Regions from separate parts of the Homo sapiens genome. Here region 1 is linked to region 2. The links are chromatin contacts, found by Hi-C or POLR2A ChIA-PET in ENCODE. All regions are on one chromosome and are shown on one strand. The core of a region is the stretch at or near the end of the contact, and the rest is flanking DNA. Distances in the headings are between cores, read along the strand shown. Region 1 overlaps ST6GAL1 (ST6 beta-galactoside alpha-2,6-sialyltransferase 1). Region 2 holds the start of LINC02043 (long intergenic non-protein coding RNA 2043).

Region 1 (3,608 bases), core at 554-3,053, 130 kb after region 2:
ACTCTTAAGGGGACATTGGTGTTGTAGGCCATGTCGCTTCATTTTGTTGGTCCATTGGTTCTCAACCCTGGCTGTCATTAGTGTTACTGGTGGGAATTATAACACGTATTGCTGCCTGAATTCCTCTCAAACTAACGAAATCAAAGTCTTTGTGAGGTTGACCTGGGCACCAGTATCTCTTTGTTAACCTGTGCTGTTAATTCCAATGAATGATAGTTGAGAAGCATGACCATTCCTCTGTCATCTAGATGACTGTTTCGCACCTTTTTCTCTCTCTTCAAGTCTCTAACACCTTCCCTATCCATACTCTCAGTTGATACCTTGTTTTAAACTTACCTGAAAAAATAATGGCAGTCGGAGGAAAACTTTCATACCTTTTGTCTTAGTCCATTCAGGCTGTGATAACAAAATACCGTAAACAGGGTGGTTTATAAACAAAAGAAATGTATTGCTCATAGTTCTGGAGGCTGGGAAGTCCAAGTTGAAGGCACCAGCAGATTCGGCGTCTGGTGAGAGCTTGCTTCCTAATTTATGGATGGTGCTTTTTCACCGTGTCCTCATGTGCTAACAGGGCTCACTAGTTCTCCAGAGCCTCTTTTATAAGGGTACTACTGTATGAGTCCATGTTGCCTTGCTATAAAGGAAAACCTGAGACTGAGTAATTTATAAAGAAAAGAGGTTTATTTGGCTCATGATTCTGCAGGCTGTACAGGCATGGCACCCACATCATCTTCTGGTGAGGCTTCAGGAAGCTTTTACTCACGGCAGGAGGTGAAAAGGGAGGGGGTGTGCCAATTTTTATGCTCCTGGAGAGAGTTGTCTGCATTTGCACCCTGCACTCCCTCTTCTCTCATTCTCATTTAAACTCAACATGATCAGTCTTTTGTACCCATCACACCACCAAAACCATACCGGTCAGGCTCACCAGTATCCTCTCTTGCCAAATCCAGTGGTCAGATCTCAGTCCCTATCTTGACTGATCAGCAACTTTTGATACAATTGACCATTCCATCCTCCTTGAAATAGTTTCTTCTCTTGGCTTCTGGAACATCACTGTCTTTGCTTTTCCTCTTCTCTCACTAGGTTCTCCTTCTCAGTTCCTTTTCTTGGCTCATTTTCTTTTCTTTTCTTTTCTTTTTTTATTTTTATTGAGATGGAGTCTCACTCTCTTACCCAGGCTGGAGTGCAGTGGCGCGATCTCAGCTCACTGCAACCTCCGCCTCCCGGGTTCAAGCGCTTCTCTGTTGGCTCATTTTCACTTGGTCACTGTGGAGTGCCTCTGGGAGTGGCCCTTGGACTTGGCCTCTTCTCTGTCTCCTCATGCCCTGGCCATCTCATATCATCAATTTCCTGACAACCCTCAATTTATATTTCCAACCCACACCTTTCCCCTGAGTTCCATGCTCAGATATTCAACCATCTACTTGACAAGTTTCCTTAGACATCTAATATACATCTCAAATATGACAAGCCCAAAATCGAACTGCTGCTTTTCTCCCTAAAAGAGCCATCCTCATTTCAGTGGACAACAATTTCATCTTTCCATCTTTTAGGGCTTAAACTCTGGAGTCATTCTAAATTCTCTTTCTCTCATGCTGCACCCACTCTGTTAGCAAACCATGTCAGCTGTGCTTTCACAATAAATTAAGAAACAACTACTTAATTCATCAAATTCATGTTGGTCCAGGACAGAAGACCTGTTCTTTCTCTTAGAATCGTTTCACAACTGAGCCTCCTGCTTGTAGTCTTGCTCCTGTGGTATGTTCTCAAAACAGTAACCAGAGTGATCATTTTAAAAGCTGTAGTGATGTGTCATTCTTCCGCTCAAAAACCAGGAAAGGCTTCCTCTTTTACTCAGAGCTTAGAAAGGCCTACAGGATTCTGTGTGACCCAGCCTTCAGACCCTGCAGACTTCATCTCCTGCTCTTTTCCACCGCTTCATTCTGCTTCACCTCACTGAGCCTACTCCTCAGATATAAAGCACACTTTGGTCTCAGAGCCTTTCCACTGCTTCCTCCAGGCAGGACACCTTCCTTCATGTATCCTATTGTTTTCGTCTCTTCTTCAGGTTTCTATTTAGATGTCACCTTGTCAAACAGGCCATTTGACAGCCTTATATAAGATTATAATCTCCTGCCTGTCTCCTCCCACCGACTTGGCTCTCTCCCTTTTATCCTTCCTTGTTGCTGTTCAATAGCGTAGGTGGCCATCTGAGTTACTACCCTGTGTCTTTTCTCACTAGGAACTTGCTTCCATGAGGGCAAGGATGTTATCTCTTTTGCTCACAGCTATTTCTTTAGGACCCAGAGCAATGCCTCAGGTATCATAGGCATAATCCACATTTGTTGGCTGAATTTAACAAAATCCTCACAATGACATTTCAAAATTAGTTGGAATAACCCAAAATTTATACATGAAGAAACTGAGACACAGAGAGGTTTTTTTTTTTTTTTTAATTTTATTTTATTTTAAGTTCCAGGATACATGTGTAGGATGTGCAGGTTTGTTACATAGGTAAACATGTGCCATGGTGGTTTGCTGCCCCTATCAACCCATCACCTAGGTATTAAGCCCCACATGCATTAGCTATTTATCCTGATGCTCTCCCTCCCCCAGGCCCCCTGACAGGCCCCAGTGTGTGTTGTTCCCCTCCCTGTGTCCATGTGTTCTTATTGTTTAGCTCCCACTTATAAGTGAGAACATATGGTGTTTGATTTTCTCTTCCTGTGTTAGTTTGCTGAGGATAATGGCTTCCAGCTCCATCCATGTCCCTGCAAAGGACATGATCTCTTTCCTTTTTATGGCTGCATAGTATTCCGTGGTGTATATGTACCACATTTTCTTTATCCAGTGTATCACTGATGGACGTTTGGGTTGATTCCATATCTTTGCTATTGTGAATAGTGCTGCGATGAACATATGCGTGCATGTATCTTTATAATAGAAGGATTTATATTCCTTTGAGTATATACTCAGTAATGGGATTGCTGGGTTACATGGTATTTCTGGTTCTAGATCTTTGAGGACTCACCACACTGTCTTCCACAATGGTTGAACTAATTTACATTCCCACCAACAGTGTAAAAGCGATCTTATTTCTTCATAGCCTCACCAACATCTGTTGTTTCACGGCTTTACTAATTGCCATTCTGACTGGCATGAGATAGTATCTTTTTGTGGTTTTGATTTGCATTTTTCTAATGATGCATGGTGTTGAGCATTTTTTCATATGTTTGTTGGCCACATAAATGTCTTATTTTGAGAAATGTCTGTTTATGTCCTTTGCCCACTTTTTAATGGGTTTTTTTTTTCTTGCAAATTTGTTTAAATTCCTTGTAGATTCTGGATATTAGAGCTTTGTCAAATGGATAGATTAGATTGCAAAAATTTTCTCCCGTTCTGTAGGCTGTCTGTTCACTCTAATGATAGTTTCTTTTGTTGTGCAGAAGCTCTTTAGTTTAATCAGATCCCATTTGTCAATTTCTGCTTTTGTTGTAATTGCTTTTGATGATTTTGTCCTGAAATCTTTGCCTGTGCTGATGTCCTGAATGGTATTGCCTACATTTTCTTCTAGGGTTTTTATAGTTTTGGGTTTTACATTTAAGTCT
Region 2 (4,185 bases), core at 1,107-3,606:
CTCTATCCCCCAGGCTGGAGTGCAATGGCACAATCTCGACACACTGCAACCTCTACCTCCCAGGTCCAAGCGATTCTCCTGTCTCAGCCTCCCAAGTAGCTAGGTTTATAGGTGCCCGCCACCATGCCAAGCTAATTTTTGTATTTTTTTTTAGTGCAGACAGGGTTTCACCATGTTGGCCAGGCTGGTCTCGAACTCCTAACCTCAGGTGATCCACCCATCTCAGCCTCCCAAAGTGCTGGGATTACAAGCGTGAGACACCCTGCCTTGGCCAGACACTGTTCTTGATGTACATTTTGCTAATCCTTCCACTAAATCTCCAAAGTAGATATCATTGTCTTCACTTTAGAAATAAAAAAATGATGCTTATGACCACCTACCAGCAAATCTTGATGCGCCAGGGACTGGGGGGAATAATCATTGACTAGCTGGCTATTATGAGTCACAGTTTCCATTCCTGCAAAATGAGAATTTTTTTGACTTAGGGGTGGGGTGTTCTCTAAGCTTTTTGCCTGATTCTAATTCTTCTGCTAGAAGCTGTGGGTTTACAGAGGTGAAAAAGATAGCCCTTCCACCAAACATATATTCTATTATATATATCTTATCTATATATATTATATATATTCTATTATATGTATCTTATCTATACATATTATATATTCTATTATATATATCTTATCTCTATATATTATATATATTCTATTTATCTTATCTCTATATATTATATATATTCTATTATATATCCCTTCCACCAAAAATATATTCTTTTATATTAATAAAATATAAACCCAGGGTCCAATGGAAAAGACTTAAGGGCAGACACAGAGTGGGATGTGGTTTGTGTTAGGAGAGGGCTGAAGGGACATCATGGCAGGCATTTGTGTGACCTCCCACAAAACACCCTCCTCCACTCTGACCTCACTTTGTTCTTCCTTCCCTTTGTCCTTATTATTTCCTTTCTGCTTCTCTTTCTTTTCTGTCTCCCTCTGCCCTGCCCTAGAACGGTGCCTTTCTAATTGTGGGTTATAACACATTATTAGTAGGTCATAAAATCAATTCAGTGGATGTGGACCAGCATTTTAAAAAGGGAATTAATAGAATATAAACTCCTTAAAAGGCGTCACTCATACTCAGGATAATACTGCTGTGTAAAATTTGTTTTAATATGTGTCAGCATGTGTACACTGTGTCAAGATGTAACACTTACATCCTATTTTAAGACCCTGCTGTAGACTAAACCAGGACCCCCATGGTGCTCCAGGCGTCCCCACCCTCACCTGTGGCACCAGGAGCTCCTGCTGTCACTGGCCCAGCTGGGTCCTGTGTCTTTCTCTGCGTTGTCAGGGCCTGCGCTGGCAGTCCACCTACAGGGAGGTGGAATCCGGGGCTTGACGGCACTGGGAGGATCCTTCATCTTTCCAGGCTCAAGCAAATCCTCGCCTGGAGGCGGGGAATGGGCTAGATGACCCCTGAAACAGTCCAGTCCAGCATCTGAGAGCTCCTCTGGGTCCAGCCCTGTGCCGCCTTTCCACGCTTCCCTGCAGGGCCCTGGGGAGAGCAGAGAAAGCAGCTGCCAGCTCCAGGCAGTCATTTTACCCCAGGTGCCACTTACCCTGCGGAGGGGCTGGAACCAGCTAATCATTTTACCCCAGGTGGCACTTACCCTGCGGAGTGGCTGGAGCTTCTCAGGTTTTTCAGTTCCTGTGTCACCTCCCAGCCCTGCCCACCACATGCTGTGGGTGTCTATGGCTGACGAACGCCCCTGAGCCAGGCCAACCCCCAGCCTCCCAGTGGGTGGCTCTGTGGTCCCTGGCAGCCCCGGCATCATCCGGAGCACAGAGGCCATGGACACTCAGGGGATGGTCAAGGTCGTAGCTCCCTCCGTTCTTCCGTTCCTCCCTCACAGAGCTTTCAGCAAGATAGATGGTCATTCTTCTGTCCTCACTGCTCCCGGCATAAGGGGACCCCAGGGCTGGATGACTTCCCTAAAGAGGAATCTCTCAGGGTTTCCTGCAGCCGCTCCCAAGTCCCGTCTGGAGGATGAAGGTGGCGGACACATCCCTGACGCAGTTTCTCCTCTGCCCTCCACCCCTCACCCATCCCACCTCCTGGACTAGGAACTCAACCAGGACTTGCTTCAACCTGAGAAGATGGTGTCCAGCCCCCTTGGAGCCTGCCAGCATCCGGCGGGATTTCAGAGGGGCCTCCAGGGAGGCGCTGCCCAGCTGCCCCCAGTGTTGCTCACACAGCCCCCACTGATCTGCTCTGGGGAGGCCACGGCCCCAGAACGCGGCTTGTGGGGGGCCTGGGGCAGCAGGCCGGGAGACGTCACTTGTCCGCTGCCTGCTCACCCAGATAACTGCAGCTCCCTCCACTGCCGCCTACAGCCCTCCCGCCATGCCTCTGCCCAGAAGGCCCTCCCTCTCCAGTCCTGTCCGCCCCTCAAGGCCTGCCCAAACCTCCCTGAATTCTCGCCTGAGCAGACACTTTCCTAGCACGGCTCCCGCCGCGTGGATTACTCAGCCGAGCCTCAGTCTGGGGCTGCCCTGTGCTGGGAGCTTTATGCAGATGCTCGGCTCCCTACCCTGGCTTGTGAGCCGTGTGGCGCAGAAACCGCATCTCACTCAGAGCGAGGGTAAAGAGCAGCAGGGCTGGAGAAGCCAGCTGCCCTGCCACAGGCCAAGAGGACTTGGCCAAGTGACCATTGCTGTCTGTTTCCCCAACTGTAAAGGGGGCTGAGACCCTTACAGGGTTGTGAGGCTTAAACTTTGACAAACGCCTACCATCCCACCAGGCACAGGGCAGTTGCTGAGTATTTGGCGGTGGCTGCTGTTCCCCACAGTGTCCAACACCTCCCGGGGATGTAACAGGTGCACCACGGGCAAGACTGATGGGTTTATCAGTTCACTGCGGAGAGAGGCAGGGATGGATGCACTTGCTTGTTCCTCTTATTTTCCCTTATGGGGAGCAGTGACACTTGGCAGAGGCTGCCAGGGAGATGGGAAATGGACATTAATTACGGGAAAGAAAAGGAGGCAAGAAGGGGAGGAGGGTGGGAAATAGACAGGGGAGGAAGAAGGGACGGAGGCATGGTTAGAAGACAGGCAAGCAAAAAAGACGACTGTTTTCTTGGACGAACAGGGAGGTAGGGCCATGAAAAGCATGTGGACGCTTCTTCTCAGTGAATTAAGGCATTTCAGCGCTGGAAAGAGCCTGAAAAAATCAGACTCCCTTCACAGCCCAGCGGAGTGCAGGCCCTGGGAGAGCAGGAGTTAGAGATGGGGAGGACCCCGCCTGCAACAGGCACTGCCTGCTACACCCTGCCATGGGCAGAGGGGCTGTCCTCCCACCCCAGAGAGGCCCCATCCTTTCCTTTCTTTCCCCAAGGCTGCTCCAGCAGGGAGTTTAGCTCCATGGACACCTTTGAAGGCTATGAAGGTGCAGAAGACATGGAAAAGGTGAGCAGCGCTCTGAACGTAATTTCTTTCTTTCTTGTTTATTTCATCTTCTTCCTCCTTCCTATTCATCAGCTCCTCCTGCCTACTGTCCCTCGCCTCCATCCCTCTCCCCCTCTTCAGGATTCTCACCCATAAGGACCTGGTTAAGCCAGGGAACCGAGGTCACTAGTCCTCAAAGTGGCTCTGACCCTGCTAGCCCGGCATGTCCCCACGTGGCTGTCTCCTTGGCGGTGCGCTGGTGTCCGGTCATAACTGGGGCTCCCGCTGAGAGCCCCGTGGCCCAGGTGGGAGGGCTGGGGTGGGCCTCAGCCTGCCAGCGGAAGTCACCACATTGCCCGGCCTGGCCACAGCCTCCAGCAATAACTCTGAGGGTGCACCCGTCCCCCCCCCCGCCCCCCCTTCCAGCTCGCGGGGCCTTTTCCAGTTGGATGACAGTCACGAAACCTGTTCCTCCAAATCCGCTTTCCTGGAGAGGAGAGAAAGCACCCAGGGAGAAAAAGAAGAACGCGATGAGGAAGCAACGTGAGTGTGAGCGAGGAAAACTAAGCGCCTCTGTGGGCCACGGCGTCTCTGACTTTCTTCTCGGAATTGCAGGGCGACCGGCAGCACCAAGAAGGAGCGTGCTGGGGCGTCCACGCCGGCTGACTCCTGCGGGGGCGACGGCTGGTTTCCAGGCGAGGGCGCGGCGCCCGAGGACCTCCACCCCGGAGAGCTGCCCTCCCTGCGG

Evidence for each region. A loop is a pair of places that touch in the nucleus more often than their neighbours do. ChIA-PET counts read pairs that join two places held with the same protein, here RNA polymerase II (POLR2A). Pooled maps may share reads with other maps.
Region 1: a pooled map shows a loop between it and region 2 (3-fold over the local background). The contact joins the enhancer-like site here to the promoter of LINC02043 in region 2. A Hi-C loop is called at or near these places in 6 of 50 pooled maps. POLR2A ChIA-PET finds 5 or more read pairs at or near these places in 4 of 52 experiments (WTC11, activated CD4-positive, alpha-beta T cell, activated T-cell and 1 more).

Annotation. Positions count from the first base shown.
Region 1 is chr3:186,951,373-186,954,980 of GRCh38, forward strand. The region is part of intron 1 of ST6GAL1 (ST6 beta-galactoside alpha-2,6-sialyltransferase 1); the gene reads left to right. Among named protein-coding and RNA genes, the nearest start is that of ST6GAL1, 23 kb to the left of the region's middle. Within about 2 kb of position 1,804, at least 4 of the 41 ENCODE cell types and tissues checked have a DNase peak (open chromatin) inside an H3K27ac peak, as active enhancers do; they include endothelial cell of umbilical vein, where a contact is called at or near this core.
Region 2 is chr3:186,823,165-186,827,349 of GRCh38, forward strand. It overlaps LINC02043 (long intergenic non-protein coding RNA 2043), which reads right to left and starts at 2,357. Exons shown (of 4, transcript NR_125409.1): 1 at 2,143-2,357; 2 at 1,278-1,548; 3 at 381-457. It also overlaps the pseudogene MCF2L2P1.